Regions from separate parts of the Homo sapiens genome. Here regions 1, 2 and 4 are each linked to region 3. The links are chromatin contacts, found by Hi-C or POLR2A ChIA-PET in ENCODE. All regions are on one chromosome and are shown on one strand. Each heading gives the region's core, a stretch centred on a gene start or an enhancer-like site at or near the end of the contact. The rest is flanking DNA. Distances are from core to core; before and after follow the strand shown. Region 1 overlaps LINC00299 (long intergenic non-protein coding RNA 299). Region 2 overlaps LINC00299 (long intergenic non-protein coding RNA 299). Region 3 overlaps LINC00299 (long intergenic non-protein coding RNA 299). Region 4 overlaps LINC00299 (long intergenic non-protein coding RNA 299).

Evidence for each region. Hi-C counts contacts between places; a loop is a spot of excess contacts on that map. ChIA-PET counts read pairs that join two places held with the same protein, here RNA polymerase II (POLR2A). Pooled maps may share reads with other maps.
Region 1: a map with no recorded cell type shows a loop between it and region 3 (10-fold over the local background). The contact joins two enhancer-like sites. A Hi-C loop is called at or near these places in 1 of 168 maps with a recorded cell type or tissue (IMR-90), 7 of 37 single-sample maps with no recorded cell type and 8 of 50 pooled maps. POLR2A ChIA-PET finds 5 or more read pairs at or near these places in 1 of 52 experiments (activated CD8-positive, alpha-beta memory T cell).
Region 2: a loop to region 3 is called in a map with no recorded cell type, with 4 times the contacts of the local background. The contact joins two enhancer-like sites. A Hi-C loop is called at or near these places in 1 of 168 maps with a recorded cell type or tissue (PC-3), 1 of 37 single-sample maps with no recorded cell type and 2 of 50 pooled maps. POLR2A ChIA-PET finds 5 or more read pairs at or near these places in 1 of 52 experiments (T-cell).
Region 4: a map with no recorded cell type shows a loop between it and region 3 (2.9-fold over the local background). The contact joins two enhancer-like sites. A Hi-C loop is called at or near these places in 1 of 168 maps with a recorded cell type or tissue (GM12878), 23 of 37 single-sample maps with no recorded cell type and 14 of 50 pooled maps. POLR2A ChIA-PET finds 5 or more read pairs at or near these places in 1 of 52 experiments (GM12878).

Annotation. Positions count from the first base shown.
Region 1 is chr2:8,116,589-8,123,702 of GRCh38, reverse strand. The region is part of intron 7 of LINC00299 (long intergenic non-protein coding RNA 299); the gene reads left to right. Among named protein-coding and RNA genes, the nearest start is that of LINC00298, 140 kb to the right of the region's middle. Within about 2 kb of position 3,707, at least 9 of the 41 ENCODE cell types and tissues checked have a DNase peak (open chromatin) inside an H3K27ac peak, as active enhancers do.
Region 2 is chr2:8,073,407-8,079,964 of GRCh38, reverse strand. The region is part of intron 7 of LINC00299 (long intergenic non-protein coding RNA 299); the gene reads left to right. Among named protein-coding and RNA genes, the nearest start is that of LINC00298, 100 kb to the right of the region's middle. Within about 2 kb of position 3,329, at least 3 of the 41 ENCODE cell types and tissues checked have a DNase peak (open chromatin) inside an H3K27ac peak, as active enhancers do.
Region 3 is chr2:8,296,191-8,303,405 of GRCh38, reverse strand. LINC00299 (long intergenic non-protein coding RNA 299) reads left to right here. Exons shown (of 9, transcript NR_034135.1): 3 at 3,613-3,730; 4 at 6,463-6,566. Among named protein-coding and RNA genes, the nearest start is that of LINC00299, 29 kb to the left of the region's middle. RefSeq lists enhancers at 1,015-1,074, 2,180-2,736. Within about 2 kb of position 1,250, at least 17 of the 41 ENCODE cell types and tissues checked have a DNase peak (open chromatin) inside an H3K27ac peak, as active enhancers do.
Region 4 is chr2:8,055,065-8,062,082 of GRCh38, reverse strand. It overlaps LINC00299 (long intergenic non-protein coding RNA 299), which reads left to right. Exons shown (of 9, transcript NR_034135.1): 8 at 1,678-1,735. Among named protein-coding and RNA genes, the nearest start is that of LINC00298, 82 kb to the right of the region's middle. Within about 2 kb of position 3,227, at least 2 of the 41 ENCODE cell types and tissues checked have a DNase peak (open chromatin) inside an H3K27ac peak, as active enhancers do.

The sequences.
Region 1 (7,114 bases), core at 2,458-4,957, 180 kb after region 3:
CATACAGCTGGCAGGAATGTGCAGGGTCCTCCCCAGGGTCCTCCCCAGGGTCCTCCCCTGCCTCCCTGAAGAGCTGGAATGCAGGTGCCTTCAGGATCTGGGAATGTGAAATGATGAAAGGATTTTTTCATTGAAGGATTTATTTGCAAACACGATCCAGAAAAAAGACAAATGATTTTATCAAAAGGTAAAACAAGTAAATGTCACCAGAAAAAGCTATGAACAGTAGGGTTTTCCCTTCTCCTTAAAGGGAGTGCAGCCTTGTACACAATTTTATTAGAACTCTGAGTCTGAAGGCATGCTTGGCATTGGCACTAGATTACTGTGTCTTCCTCAGCACTTTCACTGTTTAGATAACAGTGTAAACTAGGTCCCACAATAAGCAACTGGGTCACTGGTTTGGAGTCAGATGGGTCAGAGTTCGAATCCGGGTTCTGCCTGCTTGGTATGGAAGCTTGGACAAATGATGTTGGTCTTCTAAGATTCATGTTTTTAAATCTTTAAAATAGAAATGACAATATCTGTCTCAAAGCCATCTCAGGGCTTATAAATGTTGTATTAAAAGAAATAAATAGCTCAGTGCCTGGTATTTAGTAAGTATTCAGTGAGTATCATAAACACGACGATCATTACCAAGGGTAGCAGTGATATTATACAAAATCCTAGGCACTGCATACCCTCTGGGACTGGGCTTGTCTGCACCTGTGCATGTGGAAGAGCAAATGACACCCTCGGACAGACGGGCGATGAGTCTCATGCTTCATGTCCTTCTCCACCCTTTCCTGCTTTTCTTCCCTCACTTATAATAGAAACCTACACGTTATGGTAAAAATGACATATTAGCAATTTGCGTATTATGCTCTGATTCGCTGTTTCTTGGTAGAGAGTGAGCTATAAGGAACCCCATTTTTCATTGGGAGCCTAATAGGATCTGCTCAGAAACAGCAGCTGATGACCAGAAATGAGCCACACCCTGACGGCGGGAAGCTTCCAAGTCTCAGGAAAGGACCTCGTGAATCCCCTCTGCCTCCCATTCCAGCTGCGTCACAGGGAGGGAGAACTTCTGAAAACAGGGCTGTGAATGTCTGGTGGCTCAGCTACTTAGCTTCTTAAAGGGAAATAATGGTAGCTTGTAACTCTGTTCCTGGATCAGTGAGGGAGGATAGATGACAATCTATGGAAGGAGAAATTCTGAATTTGCATTATTTCTTGTTGTACCTTTTACAAAGTCTGATGTTAAAAACTGATATTAAACAAAACAAGCATCAGATTGGATGTATGTCCAACAAAAGCAAGGTGGTGACTGAAATCACGGAGGGGTATCTGTGCACGTGGTCTTGCCTGTCCATGCCACTTAGAAACGCTACTTCATCAGAGAGCCTCTCACCGGGTTGGAGCAGTGCCTGGGCAGCCTGTTAGTAACAACAGTTTATAACAGAAAATAAGTCTGATTCTGTTCCAATTTTTATTTTCTCTTTTTTTAATTTTTTCATACTTAAGGTGATAATTTTGGAGGAGAAATGATCCACATAGTTGATACTTCCTTTTATAAGATGGAAGATTGAATGAGATAATATATTTCATAAGCTGTGGCATAATTTTATCTGTGTAAGGTTTGTCAAAATGACCACTAAGAAGGTACAAAAGTCTGGAGAGAAAATGATGAAACTTGGTGATTACAGAATGATACATTCTTGAAATTTTTGGCAAGTGCAGATAGGAAAGAAGATCCAGCAATAAATGCATCCTCTACTCTTCTTTGGACATAGGTCAGTGGGTTCTAAAATAGGTTATGGCCACAGCAGGAATTGTCCTGCAAGACAGCTCTCAACACCTAACCCGCCTTTGCACATCAAAGGACATTAAGGTGCTTTTGAAAATCTCATTCTTGGTGACTATCATAGTTAGAAGGGCCTTTTTTTTTTTTTTTTTAAGATGCTTTAAGAAAAGCAGAAGGCAGAATACCTAGAGGCAACACTAAAATGAATCAGTAACGGATTTAAGCTCGAATGCTTACAAAACCACCCAGCCCAGCAGATTCCAAAATTCACCCTGGTTACACCGTGAAATTCTTTTTTCTAAAAAAGGCCTGCCATTGGAAAGCCTGTTATACAAAATAAATAAATAATATAGCTACGCCAGGGATGGCGAGGAGCAGTGGATTCCCACCCACTCTCCTCTCCCCATCTACCTTCCAGGCACCCCCTCTCCACCCACAGCCCCTTGCCCAGTGCCTCTCACGGATAGACCTGGGTGGGCTCTGAGGTGAGGAGGCTCCCTTCAGGCAGCTGAAGGTCCCCCTGAGCAGTGTCAGCCAGAAGCATCCCATTGCTCAATGCCTGGGTAGACCCTTCCATCCACGACCAGGGCAGGGGGAATGAATGCCCTGAAGACATGATTTGTAGGACTAAGTGTTTTAGTGAAACTTGTGATTCACAGATATCCTCATAGAATTCCAAGTATGCATTTTCAGCACGTATTTTTTCGCAAACCCAGTGTCTGGCCCATACATGAAAATTCTCAGATAATGATGAAATGTTCTAGTTGAATTCCAGGCAGCAGGAATGGAAATCTCCTATAAATGTACCTTGCCCTTCTCTCTGGCATGCAAGGATCAGTGTTGGGATTCAGCCTCTTTGGCATTCCTCCTCTTTATGAACACGTTCATAGAAAAAGGAAAGTACTATTATTAAAATAGATTATCTCTGAGTTTAAGTATGACTGTGTGTGTGTAGATACATACATACTTAACTATATATCTATCTAGTTAAGTCACTAACTAGTGACTGTGTGTATAGATAGATAGGTAGTTAAGTATGTATCTATCTATACACACACTTATATATGTATATGTAGATCTTTTTTCTTTTTCACTACTGACCACCAACAACTGACAATCTGGAATCCTGACTGCTTTCATAACTGAAACCAAGGGTTTGTTGAATATTCAAAAGTTTACACAATGTTCGGGAGTCCTAACGTCGAATCTGAGCGTCTCTTAGAAAGTGTTCTTACATTGAACTTCGGAATAGGGTGATATTTTCCGTTGATCAGTGAAGGAGGATTCTGATTTCCATGTGGTGTCCAATCCTGCCTTCCTGTGATGAGCTTTTAAAAAGCATAGAGAACTTTTGAAGGCAACAAAGGGAGGCTCTTCTACCTGAAAACACACACACTCTCTCACTGCAACCTGCATGCCTTTTATAGTGACAAACTGTAATTGTTTAAAACTTGGCTCTCTCCTCTTCCCTCAGTAAGAAGTAGAAGTCTGCCAGTTTGAACTTTAATGGTCTCAGCTGTTTTGGAATGGTGTAATCACATTGTGAGATTCATTTTACAGCTGGACCAGTGAATCATATTCATTCACAAAACCAGTTTTACCTGGTTGGTTCCAGTTTTCCTCTATGTGCACTCACAGGGGCATAGATTTACCTCTGGCCTTGACCAAGGAAATGTTTAATCCTGGAGGAAATTGTCGTTGTGGTTATTCTGGGGCTCTGTGCAGTGTGCCTGCTCCCCGAGGAGCTCTCTAGCCAGATGAGAAAGGGGGCTTGTATTGGGAGCATTCTCAGACACACTGAGAAAGTCTTGCATATGCAGCAATTTTAGTTTCTATTTCTGAGAATTTTGTCAGGAGTCTTGACAATCAATGAGGACTGAAAACAATTAGTCACAGTTGTGGATTTCTCGTTAGGTTCACGGTCAGAATGTGCTTCACAGGGAAAGGCACGTCTGAAGGCAAAGAGCAGGGCTGTGCTGAATGCGTTTTTTCACCGGACAATGGGATTTCAGTCTGTGGCTCAGGAAACATTGTGACATTCCCTTTGTTTAATCAAAGTTCTTTCCAACTCTCAAAGGCTGGCTGATTTGAGAGCCGCCTTATCTTCCCTATCTCTGATAGACGATGCAGTTGGTGTTGAAATTTTTACAGCTAATCTGAGCAAAATGTTTTCAAGCAGTACAAACACAGCCAAATGATGTCGTTCTTATGCTTGTTATCAATAAAAGAAATTTCCAGATTTCCCTGAATCAGGCAGGGACTCTGTTTTCTTTCATTCCTTCCAGTGCCCAGGTGAACTCACATAGATTCAGAAAGCAGGGATTCAGGAACAAGGAAACAAGCCCTCCACTGCTGGGAGAGGCGTGGGGAAAACTGAAACAGGGGAACTCTCGGAAGAAATGACAACCTGTTCCTCCTGCCTTTTGGGATCTTGCGATGTGGGCCCGGATTTGCTTTATATCATTTTCTTGTTGTTCCATGTCACGTGGAAGAATGGTATGTTGGGAAGAGGATTCCGTCCATGCTTCCAGAGAGCTCCATGTGTGTTCAGCGCAGAGCAAGTGCTGCCCTGCAGCTGCGTGTAGGTCAGGGAGAGATAGCCTTGTGGGCAAGCCAGAGTTCCAGAAGGTTCAGAAGGCCCAGACAATTCAGAAGTTTGCTTCAGCGTGTAGCGGGTGTGGGCATTTCTTTCTAGTTGGTAGTGGGGACTGGAGGAAGCCTGGAGCTGCTTTGGAGAGGGGTCTTGGAAGCTTGGCAGGGATTCGCAGGGGAGGGAAAGATGCTCCTCCCACAGCACTGGGTAGATAAGGACACACCCACATGACCCAGCCCGCGTCTAAATGGCTCAGGCAGCCCTTCAACCCAGCACACCATGGAATCACTCTATTTCCTGGGCTCTTCTGTTCAACCTCCTGCATTTCTGTTTTTTTATCTGTAAATTGGGGCTAATACTCACCTTCCAAGTTTGTTAAATAGAAGTTAAATAAGATTTATCTATAAATCTTGCATCTATCTATCTTTCTTTTTATCTAACTATCTGTCCATCTGTCTGACTGTATATCTATCTGTCTATCTACCATGTCTGGCGCATAACACACGAAGTTAGGGAGGCACCAAAGCTGGAATAAACATTGGTTCCCTTCTCACTGTGAGCTCCTCTGCTCCCTTTTCCAGCCTCCATGTATATAGCCTCAGATTCGACAGAGCAGGATTGAAGTTTTTGCCTGTTAGTTTGTTTTCTTTGTCTTGTCCAATATCTCTTCTCCATGGCTCCGGGCCTTCTGCTTTGCTGTTTTAAGCGCACACTGAGCTCACCAGGGAGAACCTGTGTCTGAAGCCACCCCCTGCGACTGCCCTGAGCAGAGTCAGTTTTCCAGGCTCCATGTAGTGTCCTCATCCTGCATTCTTCCTTCACACCCCCCAAGCCTCCTTCTGCCTCTGCGCGATCCTCTGCGTGGACGCATTTCAGAGGCACGGACATCATTGTAACAGAGGTGGTTTCATATCACTTCCTTGTCTTTTGTTTCCCAGCCTTGGAGGAGGCTGTCTGCAAACACTGGCAGTATTCTTAGAGGAAGCTTGGGTTTGGGGCCTAGACACATCCAGTCTCCATGAAACGATGAGAACAGCTGTCCTGAAATGACAGAGCAAGAAACCTGCGCAGCAACAGCCTCAGAGAGGCCCCTTAATATACCTTCTCTACTATGAAAAATCAGGTAAATTGCAAGCATGGCATGAAAACATATTTGCTTTGCTCAAATCTTATACGATGTATTTGGAACAAAGGCCGCCTGAGGGAAAGGCATGCTGGTTCCACATCTCAACTCTGCTCCTTGCCTGCTTTCTGTTCAGAATTGGAAGGAGAATGATGGGAAGCTTGGGGAAGGTGGACAAAGTGAGCTGGATGCAGCTTCACTCTGTGCACACATTACCTTTTAATAATTTGATAATGAAAAGAAGAACTGGAGTCAGGAAAGATGGGCTGCAGAGATGGGCTGTAGGCGGGTAGCAAGGATGACAGGAAACCTTGGGAGTTTCGGGATCTAAAGTTGTGGATTTACAACCAAATATTTTTTCCTTTCCTTAACATGACTCTAGCTCTGTGCTTTGGACTTACCTGGTAGCCCACAGCTGCTGCAAATTGATTTATTTTCTTATGATCCTTGAAGCCGCCACTATAACATCAGACACACTGCTTCTCAGGCTGTTTTCTTAAGACACGTTAAGGTTTTTGTTTTGTTTTGTTTTTTTCGTTTAGTTTCTCTTATTCTTTCTACCATCTGGTATATTAGGGTGCAAAGGATGGCTTATAACTACTCTTTTTCCAAATAGAGATTGTTTTGAGATGTATGTGCTTGGGGAAGTATTGGGGGAAGATGCATCATGTGATTACCATAAAATATTCCAAGACAACTGTTATACCGGACCGTGAAGCCTATTGCTTTCTCTTAAAAATACCTTCATCAATTCCCTTTTTTGGTTACTATTTCTTTTTTTTTTGAGAGGAAGTCTCACTCTTGTCACCCAGGCTGGAGTGCAATAGCGCCATCTCGGCTCACTGCAAACTCCGCCTCCTGGGTTCAAGCGATTCTCCTGCCTCAGCCTCCTGAGTAGCTGGGATTACAGGTGCCTGCCACCATGCCAGCTAATTTTTGTATTTTTAGTAGAGATGGGGTTTCACCATATTGGTCAGGCTGGTCTCGAACTTCTGACCTCAGGTTATCCACCCGCCTTGGCCTCCCAAAGTTGGTTACTATTTCTCATCCTTTTAAGACAAGGTGAGTTGGGCCAGAAATGAAGAGAAATCTGCCCTGGCCTAAGGGGTCTAACTCCCTGCTCCATTAGGTAACCGGGCAGCCATCCTCAGAGCTGAGCCAAGGCATGGAAACGTCTCCAAGCAGTGGAGGTGCACCCTAGGGAGGTCACTCTGTGCTGCTTGGTCCAGGAAGCTGTCTGCTTCCTCCCTTGGAAGGAAGAGCAGAGCTACCGTGAAGGAAGGAGCAATGCAGAGGACAGGACTGAGGTGTGGACAGCCCAGCCCAGTGGGAGGAGCATAGGGTTTGGAGCCGGGCAGACCTGGTTTCAGTTCCCTTTCCACCACTTTCTAACCCTCGACCGAACCATTTCATGCTTTTGAATCTTGAGCATTTCAGGTATTCAAGGAGTCGAGTGCTAACCACCTCATAGGAGTGTTGTGAGGCTGGAGATGGATGAGGCCACGTGTGTACAACCTCCTCTATGCCAGCATAGGGTAGATGCTCATGTGGTATCTATTGTTGCCATTACTTTTTGTCTGGCAACAGTAATGTTGGAATCTGGTTAAGCAGAGTGGTA
Region 2 (6,558 bases), core at 2,080-4,579, 230 kb after region 3:
GAGAAACGGGGCAGATACCACTTCAGCCAAGTGATTAAGGTCAACAGCACCAGTAGTATGACATTCAGATATCTTGGACTCCTTGATGTGATACACCTGAAAGATTATGCTACTTGCATGATATTCTTGCTATATATATATTTTTTCCTCAAAATCAGACCAAGCTATATCAAAGTATATTTTATAAAATGACTTGACAAGTACTCTTTAAAAAGCCATACTCATGAGATACCAGGGCATACTGAGGAACTGTCTTGGAGGGTTTTAGAGGAGGCTAGGAGACATGAAAATTGAATGCAAAGTAAAAAACTCAGATTAGATCCTGGAACAGAAAAAGAATTTAGGAAAACCAGGAAAAATCAGAACAAAGTGAGTAGTAGAGTTTACACAATGGCGCTGATGAAAAATTCTTAGTTATGTTAATTTATTATGTGTTTAGGGTGAAAATATTAGGGAAACCTGATTGAAAGGTGTATGGGAACTCTGTGTGATTTTTGTAACTTTTATATAATGCTAAAATTATTACAAAATACAAAATTCTAAACAGTTAAAAAATATGCACATACATGCTTTTTTTGGGAACACATACAGATACAACAGGTGAACATGAACAGGAAAGCAAAGGAATATTGATCCCAGAGTTCTGGTTATTCCAGGTGAAGTTGGTTTTGGACTGGAAGCACCACTGATGTGACTTACTTTCAAGGTATTAGTCTTTTTATTTTTCAGCTGGTGGTTGCATCAGTCCTTAATACATCATTAAAATACTTCCTAAATAAAACTGGTGAAGAAACGTATGTGGACTGGCTTGAAATATTATGCAGTCAATCCTGCCCTTGTGCGAACAAGAGAGAAAAATCCAGTGAGCCTAATTGCCAGCATCCTTTGGAATAGGCTCCTCAGCTTAGTGTTCCAAGCCTGACTGTTTTTAGCTGATTCTGGATGGATTTTTGTCACCTGACTTGAACTAGAATGTCAGCTGAATGGTGCTGCTAGAATATTGTCACATCAGCATCGAGTGAATATTTCACACAAAACAGAGTGTTGGAAAGGATGAGAGCTGGGCTTCATGACTCCAACACAACAGGTTGTTGGATGCCATTTGTGCCTACTGACTAATAAGGATGTATGTGTCAGAATTCAGTCTGAGGCTTATTTTTGTTATGACATGCCATCAGAGGTTGTGAGAGAAAAACCTTAGAGCTTTCACTAACTCCAACCATTGGAGGCTCAGACCTCACCAAAAAGTATGGCGTAGCTGTGGATGCAATGAATTTGGCTTTGGGAGATTTGCAACAATGGTTTTTTTATAAGAGTTAATGTATGCAGACTAAAAAATGGGTTCGATGAAAGAAGTAGCCATGGGAAATATTTCGGAAATTATACTAAAGTGTGGGTCTCATATAGAATGACAGCTTCGTTGATCAAAGAAAGAAATCTGTAGAAAGCACCAGTTTAAAGAGAGCAGTGATGAGTAGGATTTTCTATTTGCTGAGTGTATTTGCTGGGCAGAGTTGAGTTAAAGCACGTCAGTACCTGGAACTTCAGGGTTAACGTGGTGGAGAGAAAAGTTGTGGAAAACACCATTTTTTAAAAAGTCAATCCCATAGAAGTGCTAGATGAAGCTTTAGGAGTAGTGTGAACTCCAAAAAGAGAAAAAAGAGAAAGAAAAGGCCAGTGTGGGAGCATGGGACCACCTTAGGGTAAGGCTAGACAACACAAAGGAATGGGGTACGGAGCAGCAGTGCCATTGGGAGTTAGAGGAGATCTGTAATGCTAAACTATTTCAGAAGGAGAAGAGAGAAACAAACAGAACAGCAGCAAGGGAGGCTCAGGAGCAGTGGCTGACTGTGTAAGTGTTCCAGAGACTCACCAGCAAAGAACACAAGACAGGGACAGCCGGGTGGGGAATGGTGACCAGCCCTGAAGTGGGCTGTGGCACTAGACTAGTGGACAAGTTCAAGTCCAGTGCAAAACAAAAACACGGGCCCCTTGTTCTAACATTCATAAGACTTTTTCGATGGTGACAACCGAGTGAGTATTAAACTAAGCACAGGACTCTCCTCGGTGCAGAGCCTTGTGTGACTGTACAGCTCCTATGGCTACAAAGCTGGCCCCACACAGATGACAGCCAGCCAGGATGATGCTAAATTCCAGGGTTCTGAGAAAGGATATTAATACTTGGGCTGTGAAAGGAGAGAATCAGGATGGCAGATAGAGGAGCATCTGAGCAAGTAAAAATTCTTTCTTGGCTGGGTGCGGTGGCTCACGCCTGTAATCCCAGCACTTTGGGAGGCCAAGGCGGGCGGATCACGAGGTCAGGAGATCGAGACCATCCTGGCTAACACGGTGAAACCCCATCTCTACTAAAAATACAAAAAAAAAAAAAAAATTAGCCGGGTGTGGTGGCGGGTGCCTGTAGTCTCAGATACTCGGGAGGCTGAGGCAGGAGAATGGCGTGAGTCAGGAGGCAGAGCTTGCAGTGAGCCGAGATCGCGCCACTGCACTCCAGCCTGGGTGACAGAGCGAGATTCCATCTCAAAAAAAAAAAAAAAAAAAAAAAAAAAACTTTCTTTTTTTAGATGGGGCTTTTGGAGAATGGTTTTGTCGTTGTGGTTGTTTGTTTGTTTTCAGAAAAGAAGTTAGGCAAGATACAAAGATTGAAAATGCTGGAGAAAGAGCCTGATATGGTTTGGCTGTGTCCCCATTCAAATCTCATCTTGATTTATAGTTCCCACAATTTCCACTTGTTGTGGGAGGGACCTGGTGGGAGGTAACTGAATCATGGGGATGGGTCTTTCCCATGCTGTTCTTGTGATAGTGAATAAGTCTCATGAGTTTGGATGGTTTTAAAAAGGGGAGTTTCCCTGCACAAGTTCTCTTCTCTTGTCTGCCACCATGTGTGACATGCCTTTTACCTTCCGCCATGATCGTGAGGTCTCCTCAGCCACGTGGAACTTTGAGTCAATTAAACCTCTTTTTCCTTATAAATTACCCAGTCTCAGATATGTCTTTATCAGCAGCATGAAAATGAACTAATACAGGGCCATAGTCCATTCAAATCCAGAACTAGCATGTTAAACCTAGGTAGTTTCATTTCAGGAAAGCTACCTGATGTCTCCAGACAGGGCAAGAGGTGTAGACATACTTTGATCTGGGAAGCCCAGGGAACGTGCTCCAGGCCCACACCATTGTGAAAGACAGTAAACCTGAATGTCTGTGTTCAAGTTTACCAAATCCTGGACACCAACAATCAGAAAACATACCTTTAAACAAAAAGGAAGCAGGTTTAATGAAACCGAAAGGAAGGAGCCCTTCACACAGTGGTTAGAAATCAGCCACTGGCTGGGGCAATCAGACGTTAAGTAACAATTACTCCACTCTTTTAAACTGCCTTGGTTTTACTTTATTTTTTTCTAATTCATACTACATTTAACTGTTTAGGTTATGAAAGCTGATTGTGGAAGTAGGTCAAGTGTATTAGATAAATTGATGGGTGACTGATATGCATTGGGTTGTATGTGAACTTGGGAAGCATGATCTATTTGCTGAAGTTCACACTCAAGTCCCCCTACAGGGGGTCTTCTGAGTCCAATATCAGAGAGACGACATGGAAAACATGGGAGAAGAATTGATTCATTCATCAGCTGGGATTTAGACAGACACACCCAAAATCTGAATTTCTACTTTGCCCCTAATAGCAGGATAGCTTGGAACAAACTCCTTTTGCCTTGATCTGCTCACCCTTTTCTTTTTTTCTGAGGCAGGATCTCACTGTGTTTCCCAGGCTGGAGTGCAGTTGCACCAGCACGGCTCATTGCTGCCTCAGCCCCCTGGGCTCAAGCATTTCTCTTGCCTCAGCCTCCTGAGTAGCTGGGACTACAGGCATGTGCCACAACACTCAGCTAATTTTTTATATTTTTTGTAGTGATGGGGTCTCACCATGTTACCCAGGCTGGCATCCAACGCTGGGCTCAAGAGGTCCTTGTGCCTCAACCTCCCAAAGTACTGGGATTACAGGTGTGAGCCACCACGCTGGGACTTCGGCTCACCTTTAAAATGGGGTTATGACAACAATTCCTCATGAAAGGAGTGAAGATGGAAAGATTCCACAAAACTGAATGTCACTAGGCACACTGAAGGAACTCAATAGAGTTTCTTCTCCCTTTTTCATTACACGTTATGGAGAGAGAAAGGCCTAAGAAGCAGATGTGGAGGCTTGGAGGAAAATAAGAAACATAAACACGCACACAGACCAGGAGAGAGACTCAAGCAAAAGACAGACAAACTATGTTGAAATGACACATTCCACACCGGAGCCAGGGGCTTCTCTGCCAGTGCTCTCTTCTTCCTTTTCCCATTTTTTTTTTTTCTGAAATGAAGTCTCACTCTGTCACCTAGGCTGGAGTGCAGTGGCCATGATCTTGGCTCACTGCAACCTCTGCCTCCTGGGTTCAAGTGATTCTCCTGACTCAGCTTCCTGAGTAGCTGGGATTAGAGGCATGCCCCACCACGCTGGCTAATTTTTGTATTTTTAGTAGAGATGGGGTTTTTCCATGTTGGCCAGGCTGGGGTCTCAAACTCCTGACCTCGGGTGATCCACCCACCTCAGCCTCCCAAAGTGCTGGGATTACAGGCGTGAGCCACCTCGCCCGGCCTCATCTTCCTTTTCTTAAAGAACAAATACAGTTATGCTTGTAACACATGCTTTAAACCCTTGGAATCCTCCCATGCATATTCTAGCAGACTGGTAGAAAGTGGACCAGAGACACAGCTACACTTCGATCATAGAAAATGTTTGGTTACTTGAGTCTGTCGGAAAACATGATGCCAGCCTTCCACAATAGAACTAAGCAACTCCAATTTTATCATTATGATGGACATTGAGGTTGGTTATAGTTTTAAAAATACCCTTTATTGAACCTGAAATTTGTAAATGTTTATTATAGAAAATTTGGAAAATACATTTAACTAATAAGAATAAAATGAAATCTGTCTATACCCATTTCCCTTTTAATCACTTTAAATATTTTGATGTATTTCCTTCCATCTATTGTACTTTCATATGTACACAGTTGAGATTATATTGTGTCATTCACCCAATTTTACTCATTAATATTATAAATATTCCTCCAAATCGTTATAAACTTTTAGACAACAAATATATTATGGCTATAGGCTATTCCACTGAATGTATCTGCCATAAATTATTTCACCATTTCCCTATAGTTGGACATCTGAGGACATTCCATTTTTATTTTATGATAATAGTAAACATTATGACAATGACAAATATCTTGCTGCATAAAAGTTATTTTATTGATGCTTTTCGGGTTTTCTTTTCTTCATAATTATTGGTACAATTGTAATTACCAGGTCAAAGGACATTACTATTTTTAGACTTATTCTGTGTGTGTGTGTGTGTGTCTAATTAAATTCATTTTCTAAAGCATTGCACCACTATATACTCTCAGGAGCAGTATATGAGCTGCACACATATCTTCTAAAACAAAGTGTTGTTTGATGTATGTGAACCTTTCTGTGCCAAGGCTGAATCTTAGCAAACAATGGCTATTTTTCCTGCCCAGTCTTTGGGATTTCATGACTTCTGGATGGTCAAGAAGATTTGCAAATATTTTCTGCAAGTGACAGCTTTGAAGCATTGAGACAGGGGGAGGTTTCAGGTAAGAGTTACGGGAACGTACAGGAGCAAAGACTGGCCTTCTTGGGAAATGTCCAAGGCTTTAGGCAGATTTTAATTGGAACAGGAGCAATTCCTTTTTCTGCCGTGATAAGTATCGTACGTTTCTTTTTGTCTGGCAGCAACTTCCATAGTACCATCAGATACTCTCTACTATCTACTAATTTAATCTGTCATACTCTGTGCCACCATACGTTGCTGCTTATATTTAGAATCAGCTGTCTCCAAATCCCAGGCATATTTCAAGCCCTACTAAGCCAGAGAATGTGTGTTATGACCCCGTTGTTATATAAAACACATACACACATATATTTTAAGAACCCACCCTGAAAAATATGGCCTTTGCTTAAAAAAATAGGAAAAGAAGACAGTTTACACTGCTGTGTAGCAAAGACCATATTTTCTCGTATTTAGGAACAAAGACATGTCAGGCTTTATTGAGCACATCACTAACTATATAACTAGCGTTAAACACTCTATTTGCAACTGTTGCTGTGTATTTTGTGTGTGATTATCACCCCTAGATCTGCATCCTATAAAAAGATATTTCTGTTTGCTTAATTATAAAGCTCTTTATGAACAGGCTCATCTGTAAATAGCTTGGTGCAGCTGAAATAGAAATATAATTATAATGAAGGCAGATGTTTGTGAGATACTGGCTCATGAAACTTGTTCAGAATCTACAAAGGAGAAACGTTGTGAGCCTGTGTTTACTGGTGGGCCAAAGCTGGGAGCAAGGAGTGTTTACTTCCATACTTATTTTAGAGTCCTCTTATTTCCTCTCCACCTTTGCCTTCCTAGGTCTCTGTAATTTGGAATAGGCGTGGCTTACCTCATCTCATTACTGAGCTGTGGGG
Region 3 (7,215 bases), core at 1-2,500:
ACCTTTTGGTGCTACCATGCTATGCATTGAGGGTCCAGGATGTGTAAGGCACTAGCACAGCACCTGAGATATTTTTGAGTGGTGGGGCAGAGAATGTGGTACAAAAAGATGAATGAGGCTGGATGCAGTGGCTCACGCCTGTAATCACAGTGCTTTGGGAGGCTGAGTGGGGAGTATTGCTTGAGGCCAGGAGTTTGAGACAGCACTGAGGGTCCAGGATGTGTAAGGCACTAGTACAGCACCTGAGATATTTCTGAGTGGTGGGACAGAGAATATGGTACAAAAAGATGAATGAGACTGGATGCAGTGGCTCACGCCTGTAATCACAGTGCTTTGGGAGGCTGAGGGGGGAGGATCGCTTGAGGCCAGGAGTTTGAGACCAGCCTGGTCAACACAGCAAGATTCTGTTTCTTACATTAAAAACAGCAACAACAACAACAACAACAACAACAACAAACAACCACCCATGAACAAGATCTAAGGAGTGCAGGGAAGGCAGTGGGTGCCTCTCAGCACACAGTGAGGCTGGTGCGCTGAGAGGTTTCCCCTCATTGGGATTTCTTTGTTCTCTTTGCTATTCCTCCCATTCAAGCAACCCTTTCTCTGCTCTTCCCTAGGTAAGGGGTGTGAGAGCAGAAAGACAAGCAGTCCTCTTTCGGCTGCAGTGACCATTGGGGTGCTCTGCCCAGGTCTCCCCGCTAGCTGCAGTGACAGTTGATGATGGCCATGGCAGAGCCCGCACTGGATGCCCCCTCCTGCTGCAGGGAATGGCCTCTTTTCAGGTCATATCCCCCAGGTTCTGAAACTGACCGAGGAAGGAACGCAAAGGCTCGGCCCTCTTGCCTCAACTTGGGACAACTCTGATGGGCCGTCCCAGCTCGAGAGCGCCACTTAGGATTGGCTGGGGGTGGCTCCAAGTGTAGCCTCGTTGCAGCCAGCTTCAGCTTCTGCAGCATCCTGCCTTTCTCACTTCTTTACAGGAGAATCTCCCGAGAACACCCTCTGATCAGCACTCTGCATGCAATTTCCATCTCAGACTCTGTTTCTAGGAAGACTTTCAGGCAGCTGACACTGGACGTGGTTGTGAGTTGCAGGCCCTAATGAAAAATTGGAGAGGAAGCAGGTGGCCGGCTGATGAAATGATAACCAGAAGGCCTGTGGGCTTGGGTGGCTGAGGCTGAGGCTACTGAGTGTTGAAGAGAGAGAGGCAGAGGCGCAGGATGACTCATCACTGGTTTCAGGCAAACTGTGAAAGCCAGAGCACTTCCTTGGCAGCATTTAAGAAAACCCCGATGATCTGCAGCTGGAAGGCAGGTTGGCTGGAGGACCAGTCTGAACCCTGAGTAGGTTAAGTTCTCAGTCCTTCAGACACAGGGCTCTAATGGGAAAGAGGTGAGACCCTTACACTTAGGGTGGGAGCCCTGGACAGTTGGGAACCCTGAACACTTACATGCCCCTGAGTCCCCTGGGCCTGCAGAAATGGCCTATTTCTCATGTCATGTAGAAGATTGTAGACTGCTTGAACCTGGGAGGCGGAGCTTGCAGTGAGCCCAGATTGCACCATTGCACTCCAGCCTGGGCAACAGAGCGAGACTCGGTCAAAAAAAAAAAAAAAAAAAAGCAAGACTTTCCTTTTCTGAAGATCATACAGAGGTCTCAAATGAGGTAGGTATCATACAAGACAATGCTTGACCCATCAGGATCTACCCTCATCTTTCCTGTTGGCAAAACCAAAGAATAACAAGAACCAAATCTCAGCACAGCCCGACTGGGGATGAGCTGGGCTGGCTTGGCCAAAAGGGGATATCAGGTGAAGGAGCTGTGGGGTCGAGCTAATATGTTGCAGAGGACCTGGGAATATATTCATGGGATTGGATCAAAGAGTGTAGATATAAAATCGAATAAGGTTGAGTTTATTGAGAGGGAGCAATCTAGGTGGTACAGGATTAAGCATCTTGGTCAAGATCCCTGGAGAGAATGCTAAGACTCAACTCAGATGTTGCTTAAAAGCCTAGAGAAAGCAGTGACCCACACTCAGGCAGATGGTGGAGAGAGGGACCAAATGGCTCAGAGAAGTGGCCATGCTGGAGTGGACATGCTAGCATCCATGGTGCTGACTATCTTCACGAGATGGCCTGGAGGACTTCCCATGTACAAAGGAATGCACTGGTGAGAGTGGCCCCAAAGTCACTGAGCTCAGGAATGGCTGTGCTCTATGTGCCAGAGCTGATGACAGATGATGAAATCACAGAACTGGCTCCTGGTAGCAACGGGGATGACAGGATCCTGGGATTACAAAGGCCAGGTGGTATGCTCACCATTGGATGCAAGGCAGAGGCCATGATCACAATGAGAGGCAAGATCAGTGGGGCACCCAGGGGGTTCCTGCCCTGCAGAGAGCTCTCAATAGGCTCATTGTTTTAGGAAGGAGATAGATGGGCACCCAACAAGGGCAATGCTTAATTTCTACAAGAAAGCACGTGTGGATTACCAGGAGGTACAAAAGTCAGGATCTTTTGCCTAGTTTCTTGAATGGAGCTAATTCTCAGCCCCAGAATCTGTTGACTGAAGGAGGAGCAGAGCTCTTCCCAGGAAGGATGGTACCATATTACAGCAGGTGCATTCAGCAATAATTCCCCCACTTCTCTCCTAAAGGTATCTAGGACATTTATTTAGGCAAATGCACACTGGGGAAAGACGAATGCCTTAGCTTTTCAAGGACTATTAAGCTAACATTGATATTTGGAGACCCAAGATGCTACCATAGCCCTCCTATTAGACTGGAGACCAGGAAGGCAGGTAATAAATGGAATCTTTTTTCAAGCCTAGCTCACATTCTTCATTTCCCTGGTTCTCTAGTATAATAGGAGTGAATGGCAGGTTCATTGGCAGAACCTGCACGTTGGCTCCTTGGCCTAGAATAAAAGATGTTGTAGTGGGGTAGGCCTCTTCCCCTACGAGATCGTAAACCACAGATATGACCACATCTTGCGTTGATGGCAGGAATGTCAGACATGAGTGTTACCCTCAAAGACTTAAAGGATGCAGGGGCTGTGGCCCTTGCCATAGCCTCATTTAATTCACCATGGTGGCTGCCCCTCACACAGACCTGGTGGGCCATGATGGGGGACAGTAAATATCCATACAGCGAGTCAAGTCATATCTCCACCTGCAGTGGCTGTGCCAAGCATGGAACTTTTGCTAGACAAGATTAAACGGAGTCTTTGGCCTCTCTAAGGAAGCTATTGACTTGGTGAACTGTTGTTTTTCATCCTTGAACAAAGGAGGATCAGAAGCAGTTCACATTGACCTGGAACAAACAAAGAATACTTTTATGGTCCCATTCCTGGTCCATGTGAACTCTCTCACTTTGTTGCTTAAAAAAATTCTTATTTATGGTTTATTTTGCATATTTGTTTCTAAAACAGACTCCTCATATAATAAATAAAATCATAATATTTTGATAATGGTAGAGACTAAATCATACAGTTTGTTGATTTTATATTTTTAAGTGCATCTTTAGTTTTTAAATGAGGCAAATTTCAGTTGTCTCTGAGGAGCTTAGAATTATCCAGTTATTTTTTAAGCATGCTAACTTTTGTTGTTTTTTAGTCTGAAGTCACCTGCCCTATCTGGACATTCCATAGACTACCACTTTTACCCACGACTTCGATGTGGCATGCTCATTGGACCAGATAAGCAAGCAGTGGCAAGTGGATTGGAGGTCTTGGTAAGCCACATGCATAGCGAGGCTGGGAGGTCAGCCCTGTGAAGACTTAGAGGCCTTCCACATTGGTGGAGTTTTTAGGGACTTAACAGGAGAGTCCCTCCAAAGTAAAGAGAGATTGCACTTCATACCTCCTCCCATTAAAGAGGTAGCACAGTGCTGAGGTGCCTCTTTAGCTTCTGGAGGAAGCATAGTTGGCCCTCGTGAACACATTTTGAACCCATTTTCTGGGTGGTGTGGAAGGCTGTCATCTTTGATTGGGACCCAGAAAGAAAAGCATTCTCAGTAGGTCCAGGTGATGATGGTGAAAGTAACCTTGTCATTTGTGCCATACGACCTGGACAACTGTATGGTACTCTGTGGCATTTATGGTGTGGTGTGGCAGAACTTGACGGCACTGCATGCACGTATGATACATCACAGAGGTATGGAAGGGACATCATGTGGAGCTCATGGCAAGCCCTGGGATAATCACTGCACTCCTGGCATTCTGGAGAAAGGCCATGCCATCAGCACCAAAGAATACATCATTTGAGAAGTGGCTCCTGGTGTGCTTCTCAGCCCTGATAGAGATGAAGCATTTCATCATGCGAGGTTGAGTAACCACATGGCTGGGCTGGTTTCTGTCAGACTCAATTGCTTATACACTTGGGTGGGCCCAACAGAAGGGGAAGTAGGATATCTAGGACTGAACATGAGCAGGGCCAGAGAGAACAAGGAAGTTGCACAAATGGTTTGCTTGGCCCTCAGGTCATCCACCACTCTTGTTCTGCTCTTTCTCCATCTGCTTACACTGATCGCCTTCTCTCAGGCCAGGATGGCTTGATTCATTGGCGCATGTGCATTTAATATGGATTGCAGGCAGCAACACTCAGGGATGGCCCTGGGAGACAGCAGTGAGGGGAAGTCTTCTGATGCACTTCCATCTGGGGAGGTCCTCTGGTCATCCACTGTGTAGGGAAAGTGAGGTGGCCTGAGGTAAGCATATGTGCCCTGTGACATTTATGGCAAGGCTCATGGGCAGTAGGATGTTAGAAAAAGAGAAAGATTGGAACACAAGAGACAAGGAAGTCTGGGGCAGGGGCCTGTGGATGGACCTATCAGGGTGAGTGCAGGGTGTGAAGATCTGGGTATCACATGGTGATCACCAGCAAAGAGCACTCACTGTGGAAGGGGCAGAAACAACCACATAGGCGACTTGGCTGATGGACATTAGTGAGCCTGTCATTGTCTCACCCAGTGCAGGAACAATGGATGCCCTAGTTGCAGAAATGAGGCTGTGCAAGAGCCCATCAGCACAGGCTCCCACTCTCCGTGGCTCTTCTACATGCTGCTGCTGCTGAATGTCTAATCTGTTGGCAGCAGAGACTAGCAACACCAAGCCCCCATATTAGTCTTTTAAAGAGACTAATCAACTATTTGGTAGCAAGTTGGCTCTGTGGACCTTTTCTCCCATGCAGGGGATAGAGACTCCTCTAGACCTGGGTCATCAGATAGTCTTGGCATAAGTTTATCTTTCCTGCCTGCAGGGCCTACGCCAGCATCACCATCCACCAACACAGGGTTCCACCTAACAGTGCTTTAGGTCAAGAAACCCATTTTATCGCAATGGAAATTCAGCAGTAGGCACATAACCATGGGTTCCAGTTTCCCCATCGCATATGACGTCACCCAGAAGCTACCAGCTTGACAGAGAGGTGGATGAGCCTTCTGTAAATAGTTAAGGGCCCAGATTAGAGATGATATCCTATGAGGATGGGCCACTGTCCTCCAGGACAGTGCACATACTATGTCAATGCTGCTGTGTCCCAAATAGGTTGGAACCAAAGAAAAGAATAGTAGTAGGAGCAGCCGTACTTAGCAACACCCCCAGTGACCTACTTAGGGAATGTGTGCTTTCTTTCTCTGACATATGAGGTTCTGTGGGTGTAGAGATCCTGGCTTGCAGAGCAAGGATGCCTCTGCAGGAGGACACAGCAAAAGTCCCAACGAACTTTAATTTACACCAGCCACTTTGTCACTTAGAGTCTTCATGACAAGGATCAGCCATAAAGGAAGGGAGATATCATCCTGGTGGGCACAGCTGGCCAGGGGAAGTGGGGCTGAGGATGCACAGGGCCAGGGCAGAATTGATTGTTGCTCAGAGGATGCACCGGGGTGTCTCTTGGTGCTCCCATGCTCAGTTTTAACTACAAGTGGCCAAGTGCAGATGTCATAGCTTGCAAAGGGAATGATAACTAGAGGTGCAGACCCTTCAGAGATGATGGTCTGGACTGCCTCACTAGGCAAGCTACGTAGACCAGCAGAGGTGCGAATTGAGGATGGGGGGAATCTCCAACCAAGGGTGGAGGAGGACAATGATGAATATTGGTTATAGCCTTGAGATCAACTGCAGCAATGGGGGTTGAAATTTATTCTACTAATCTTCCCTTGTAAATTTCCCAGGTAACCAGTTCAACCAAAATCCTGGGACAGCTGTTCCCTGATGCGGCACACTTCCTAGAAGAAGCAAGTGAATTTAAAGCAGAGTGAACTGTAGAGGAGTTCACGACCAAATCTCTGATGCTTTCCCCAGATCTTTCTTCAGGGCCAACACATCCATTGCTCAGCTGTGATAGACAGCAGTCAGGGGTGGCTCACCTCTCTCACTGGGAATTGCTCTCAGCAGTAGGGAACTCATTCAGGGTTAAGGCATCTCCTTGAGGAGGCCCATGTTCAATTACTGGTTGACACAGGAATATGAAGGCCTGGCCCTCGTCTCAGCTTGGAATAAATCTGAAGGCCCATCACAGCTTCAGAGATGCTTGGAGAAGGCTGAGGTCTCCCCTGTAACCTTATGGTGAGTTGTCTTCTCTCTCTGCCCAACTCTGCCTTCCTTCCTTAAAGAGGTTTCTTTGACAACACTTCTTGTATTAATCTGTTGTCATGCTGCTAATAAAGACATGCCCTAGACTGGGTAATTTATAAAGGAAAGAGGTTTAATGGACTCACAGTTCCACATGGCTGGGGAGGCCTCACCATCATGGCAGAAGGCGAATGAGGAGCAAAGTCACGTCTTACTTACATGGTGGCAGGGAAGAGGGGGTGTGCAGGGAATTCCCCTTCATACAATCATCAGATCTCTACAGTCATCAGATCTCTTGAGATGTATTCACTGTCATGAGAACAGCATGAAAAAGAGCCGCCCCCATGATTCAGTTACCTCCCATTAAGATCCTCCTATGATGTGTGGGGATTATGCCAGCTACAATTCAAGATAAGATTTGGGTGGAGACACAGCTAAACTATATCACTTCTCAGTAACCTTTTTCATGCAATTTCAGGCTGTTTCCCGTAAGCTGGATTTTAGAACATCCTAGGCCTCTAGGATATTAGGCTTTATGGAATATGTCAGGTTCTAGAAAAAACGATCATGAGCAAGAGTAATAATGACTCCTCACTAAACAAAAACAAAATAAAACAAAACAAAAAAAGAAACTTAGGACAAA
Region 4 (7,018 bases), core at 1,978-4,477, 240 kb after region 3:
TGCTGTAGAAGGGACTAGGAGCAGGATGTCATCCTTCCTGGAGCACAGCAGGCCTGGTCCCAGGATCTCTGCTCCTGCTGTTTCCCTAATAGAAAGTATTTCAGACAGAGGGCCTAACATTACCCTTTATTTTCTAAGGTTAAACTGTCGTATTTGGAATCTTGCTGGAGCAGAGTGTATACCTAATCACACCTAACTCATGCTAGCAAATCCCTAAACATCCACCCAAGTACAAACCTAGAGCAGGAATGAAATAGTCACAGTCGAGGGCTGGGACTGGCTTGCACCAGCTCACAAGAGTGGACTGTTAAGTTTTCAGAAACTTTGTGACCCAGTTGTTATACACAGGCATTGGTAAAATTTAACAAGTTAATATTAACCAACAAGGAAAAGGTTATATAAAAAGATAATATTCAAAATTCATCACTTGCTAATCATTTGACCACATGTTTCCATATCCCACAATCTAGCGGTTACTCCTGTTATTTCTGTACGGTGGAAATACTATACAGCATGGGCTACTGTTCATTTCTTCCCTACTTGCAGTCTGCGATGACATATTTATGGTTTTGAATCCGTCATGGTCGTTGTATTTACACCATGGAAATTGGCAAATACCACAAATCAGGACCTGTTTTTCTCCAAAGACCTGGTTGTTAGACATTAGCGGCATACCACTGTGTATTGGTGACATCTTCTGACAAGTTGCACAAGGCGTGCAGACTTTTTCTCTGGACGTGTCTGTGGTTGGAGTAACCACAAAGAACAGAGAGATGTGTCCAGTCTCTCATGTTCAGAAGGAGTTATGGTAGTCTGAAAATACCCAAGAGAAAACTTCGGATAAATAAAACACTTTACCTAAATCTGTAAACCTTCCCTCTCCTGTCACTTGCCACCAATGGTTAGCTACTCGTGTATTAATATTTTCTTTATCTCTGGTGAATTTATGCACCATGTTTTACACTAGTTGGACCAAAGCCTACTGTGTGTTAGAGACTGGTTAATATCCTAAAAAGCTCTGGGAAGTGAATATACAGAAAAAAAAATGAGTTTCCTTTAGAATTTAACAATGTAGTTACTAAATGTTTTAAACTTACTGAATATCTCTTTGGTAAAAGAGCAAGTCCACAAACTTTGGGATCAGATGTGGATTCAAATCTCAGCACTGACATGGTTCCTCATTTAGCTTATTTGTTGAACTCAGGAAAGTCACATAGCTCTCCTGACCTTCTGTTTCATCTTTAAAATGAAGGTAATAGTGGCCACCTTGCACACCTGTGCTAAAGGGTAAATGAAATAAGCTATGTGAAAGAAATGAGGGCATATATGTCATAGAAATGATTGCAACATATTAGGTATGGGTATGAATAAACATTCCGCCTTCTTTCATTTTGTTTTTATTATCCATGCTTGTCAGAGAATTTTCAGGTAATTCACATCTATTATAAAATATCTTGGTAATCTGGGACAAATAATAAAATAAAAAAGTAACAGAGTTGGATTAAACCAAAGATTTTTCCAGTGCTAAAATTTATATGAATTTAAGTGCATCCTTGCATTTTATTTTCAGTATATTCTACCTTAGAGACAAAGAAGTGGATAGCTTGGGGAAGGAGGAGAAGAGAGTTTCACAAAACATGTAATGCAGTTTAAAATCTCATTGTTTCCTTGGTTTAGATTTTGTGAACAATTTGGCATGAGGAGAGAAAGGAACCTGAAGTTTTTAGCAAGGAAGGTAAGTTTCAGTGAGTTTGATTTTGGTGGGGGGCTTGGTGGGGTGCTTCACTTTCATTTTGACTTTTTCCAGATGAACTCCCAACTTAGAGAACATTTTAGAGGGCATAAATATGTGTGAACTGAAACTAGAAAGCAGTCTCAAGAACACAGTGAAAAATAATATTGAGGGTGTTTAATGAAAAAGCCATCTGGAAAAGAGTGGTGAGGTTTTCCACAGTAAAAAACAACTTATTATTATTGATTCTGAAACTACATATTTCAACCCTCCAAATCTTTACTTTGATTGTAAGGACTCTTTAGAATTCTTTCCAAATGCATCACACCTTTCTAAGAACTTGCGAAATCACCTACTCCAACAGCTTCTTTTTATGGATGAGAAAACTAAGGCTGATAATTGGAAGTGATTTAGGGTCCAGAGTTGAATCAGGATTACGGCCGGGGGCTTCTAGTTCTTAGTCCAGAGCTTTTTCCATTGAACCATACCTCTGTACCTCGGGTAGACCTGTATGCTTTACATTTCTTGGTGTTCACTTGCCTACTTTGTTCTGGATTGAAGGAGGAAGACAAGGAGGAAGAGAAAGAAGAAAAAAAAGGAAAAAAAAAGGCAGACTTCATATGTCCCTCCCAACTCTTTTTTTATCCACCTCTTAAAGGCCAAGGTTATTTACTCATATTTTAGTATTATGTTTAAGCAATAAAAAGGTGTTTTTATTAAAGGGTCAGGTAAATAGAATTTTTAAAATACCTAGGTCAGTAAATGAGATTTCAGTCATTGTACAGGTGTCTTTGACTTCTGCACTTTCTATAGTGATGGCTGCACCAGCACATTCAGAGGTGTTTGGCACATGTTCTAGCCTCTGGACGCTCCGCTTCTTTTGAATTGACTGAGGGATGTGCACGGGTGGGAGGAGTCCCTGATGTTGACACAGGTGTTGTCTTTCTGGATCAGTGTTTTTTTTTTTTTTAATCTAGAGTGTTTCTGAAAAGAAGAGGGATTTCATTCATTGTGTACCTGTAGACTGTGTGTCAATATCTGTTTATTAACTGCTTACTTTGGATTTAGAGTTAATCTTTGTATTTACATACATTAGCTTAGGGACCTGAATAACTAATTGAATATGTGACATCTTTTTCAGTCATTGAGTTGATGTTGATTCTTATTGGTTTCTTTGATCTAAATATGTTAAACATGTGGAACATGTAAAATGATACAAAAATTCAGGCATACCCTCAAGAGAGGTTTTAATTTCCTTAGTAAAATCTAATCATTCATTTATTTATTCATCCAATCAGTGACATTAACTGAGAGTCTACTACATGCCAGGCTCTGTGCTAGCTGTTATAGGATGCTAGAGAGGAATAAAACATTCTTCATTCACTTCCAATAAATCTCAGACCAATAGGAATGACAAGGCAGATGTACAAAGAGCTTTAAAAAAGGCAGGAAATGATAACAGCTCTGAAAGAGGAACCGATTTTGCACAACTGGATCAGAGGAGAGAAAGAGCACTTCCTCTCTGGAGGCAAGACATAAGCACACGACAAAGTTTATGTTGGACACATTGTATTAAGTGCCAAAGGAGTGTAACAAGAATAACAATAACAAAAACAAATGGCTAATTTTAGCACTGTTTCATTGAATTGGCAGTAGGGGAAAAGGCCATTACACTTGGGACTGAAAGAAGAAATACTTGTTGTCTGTATTTAGACTTCTCTATCAGAAAGTCTAGCCCTTTGCTAGGGGAGTTGTTGGTTTTCTATTGCCCAAATCTTCCCCAAAGAAGCACAGGAGGGCCTGCATGACAATACTCCAACAGTGATATTTTTTCTAATTTACATCTTGTGTAAATATTTTCTGATGCTTCTTACCAAAAGAGTTTCAGATAAATGGTTTAAATGTTGTGGCAGACAGATCTTAGTAGGGTGGCCCTATGGTCTTGCCATTTAATCTTTTCCTGTGATCAGGCTATTTTATATGGTAACAGTGATGGGATATTACAACACACAAATACACACACAAACATACACACACACACCCCATCTTTATAGCACACATAAGACTTCTCTCCCTTGGAGGCTTGAGGAAGGAATCTGCCATATTGCAAGAGAGTTTATGGGAGGGCAATGCAACAAGGAACCATAAGACACCTGTAGAGTTGAGAGCTGCCTTAGCCAACAGCCAACAAGAAATTGGGAATGTCAGTTCTGCAAATGCAAAGAGATGAATTCTTTCAACAATCTGAGGGAAATCTGAGGGAAGTTAGAAGCAGTTCTTCCCCCATCCAACCTCTGATGGAAGTGTAGCCCAGACCGCACCTTGATTGCTGCCTTGTGAGATGCTAAGCAGAGGAAATAGCTAAGCTATGCCAAGACTCTTAACCCACAGAAAAAGTAAGATAATAAATGTGCTGTTTTAATCCACCATTTTGTGGCGATTCATTATGTAGCATAGAAAATGAATACAAATGTGAGAGCCAGATACATGAGGAGTATTTCTGTGAAGTTAATAAAAACACTTGATCCCTTCTTACCTGTAAAATAGTATATGGCTATTATACAAATATGACTCATTTGAAAGAACCCCAGTAGAGACAACTGAGAAACCAATTGATCATTCATGATTCATTATAATTCTAAAAAACTGAAGAGAAAGGAATACTTTCAAAATCATTTTAAGAGGTCAACATTAACAATAATAATTAATTAATATTGTTAAAACACCCACACTATCCAAATTATTCTATAGACTCAATGCCATCTCTATCAAATTTCCAAGTTCATTCTTCATAGAAATACAAAAAAAGATCCAAAATTTGTATCAAACCACAAAAGATTCTGAACGGCCAAAATAACCTTGAGAAAGAGCAAAGATGGAGGCATCACACTGCCTGATTTTAAAGTATACTACAAAGCCATACTAATAAAAACAGTATGGCTGGCATAAAAAACAGGCAGACACACCAATAGAACAGAATAGAGAGCCCAGAAATAAACCCACACACATACGATCAATAATTTTTGACAAGGCGCCAAGAATCCACAATGAGGAAATGATAGTCTCTTTAATAAATATGTTGCCAAAACTACCTGAAATTATAAAACTCTTAGACAAAACATTTTGGGAAAAGACTCTTTGACATTGGTTTTGCCAATGACTTTTTGGAAATGATACCAAAAACACAAGCAACAAAAGCAACAATAAACAAATGGGACTAAATAAAACTAAATACTGCTGCATGACAAATGAAACAATCAACAAAATTAAAAGACAACTCTATGGAATGGGAGAAAATATTTGCAAGCTATAGATCCGATATGGGGTTAGTATCCAAAATATACAAGGAACACATACAACTCCATAGCAAAGGCCCAAACAATCCAATGAAAAAGTGGTCAAAAACCTGAATAGATATTTCTCCAAAGAAAATGTACAAGTAGCCAACAGATACATGGAAAGGTGATCAACATCACTAATCGTCAGGCAAATGCATGTCAAAACCATAGCGAGATACCATCTCCTACCTCCTAAGATGCTATTATTGAAAAGACAGAAGATAATAAGCATTGGCAAGGATATGGAGAAAAGGAACTGCTTGTACTCTGTTGATGGGAATGCAAATTGGTACAGATACTAATTAAAACAGTATGAAGACTCCACAAAAATTAAATTTCCATATGACCCATCAATCCCACTTTTGGGTCTATATCCAAAGGAAGCACAAGAATCAGTAGCTAGAAGAGATATCTGTACTTCCATGTTTATTGCAGCGTTATTCAAAATAACCTAGACATGGCAACAACTGACATGTTCATGAATGAATGAATGGATAAAGAAATTGTGGTATACATATACAATAGAATATTATGCAGCCTTATAAAAGGAAGGAAATCCTGCCATCTGCAACAACTTAGATAAACCTTGAGGACTTTATACTAAAGTAACATAAGCCAGTTACAAAAGGACAAATAATGTATGATTATACTTGCATGAGGTATCAAAAATAATCAAACACAGAAGTGAAGAATGCAATCATGGTTTCCAGGGGCTGAGTAGTGGTAGAAATGGAGAGATGTTGATCAAAGGGTACAAACGTTCAGTCACATGATGAACAAGGTCTGGGGATCTAATAGCCAGTATGGATGGTGATGGATGTGTCATTGATTATGGTAATCAATACATTATATATACCTACATCAGATCATCACATTGTATGCCTGTATGTATACCATCTTTATTCTTGGATTAAACATTAAATGAAAAAGAAAGAATTCTGACTCAGTTCTGTCTGACAGAAGCCAGCATGCTTCCCACGGAACCTTGTGCATTGTCTCCCTGAATTGTTATTAGTTGGTTATTTTAGAATAGCAACCTAAAAATAATCTAGTCAAATCTTTTTTTTTTTTTTTTTTTTTTTTTTTTTTTGAGATGGAGTCTCGTTCTGTGGCTCAGGCTGGAGTGCAGTGGCCTGATCTCGGCTCATTGCAACCTCTGCCTCCTGGGTTCAAGTGATTCTCCCAGCTCAGCCTCCTGAGTAGCTGGGATTACAGGTGTGCACCACCATGCCTGGCTAAATTTTCTTGTATTTTATTAGAGATGGGGTTTTGCCATGTTGGCCAGGCTGGTCTTGAACTCCAGACCTCAAGTAATCCACCGCCTCAGCCTCCCAAAGTGCTGGGTTTACAGGCGTGAGCCACCGTGCCTGGCCTTAAGTCTTAAAGAGCATATAAAAATGAAATGAAGCCTTGACTTAGTGATGGCAGCTCTTTCTAACTGAGGGGAATACAGACCCGAAATGTGGGAGCCTGAGGGAGAAGATGTTACAATCCTGCAACAGTTATTTTCTTGCAGTGTGAACATTCAAATATACTTAAATAAACTCAAATTATTTTTACAAATAAATATGATACATATTTTTAAAGTAGGAAATCATCTCAGAGAGATTATCTCTTGCATTAAAATATCTTGATAAGGAAGGAGGACAAGGCTTATTTTCTTTTTAAAAACACAACAAATGGTGTTGCTCAGAAGAAACTTTAAGAATTTTTTAGTTTGCTTTAAATGCCAACTGTGCATATGTCTAACAATAACACATCGAAACACCTGCACAGGTGCCATGTCCTGCCTGGAGACCTCCCTCTCCTTGAGTGCCCACAGATAACAGCCTGAAGCCGCCAGAGAGACTCAGGAGCCTTGACTTCCTCATTTGATTAAGGAAAGGCACAACTGTAAAACCAGACTAATCCCACCTGCCAAACAAATTACTTGCCAGCCTTCCTTTTC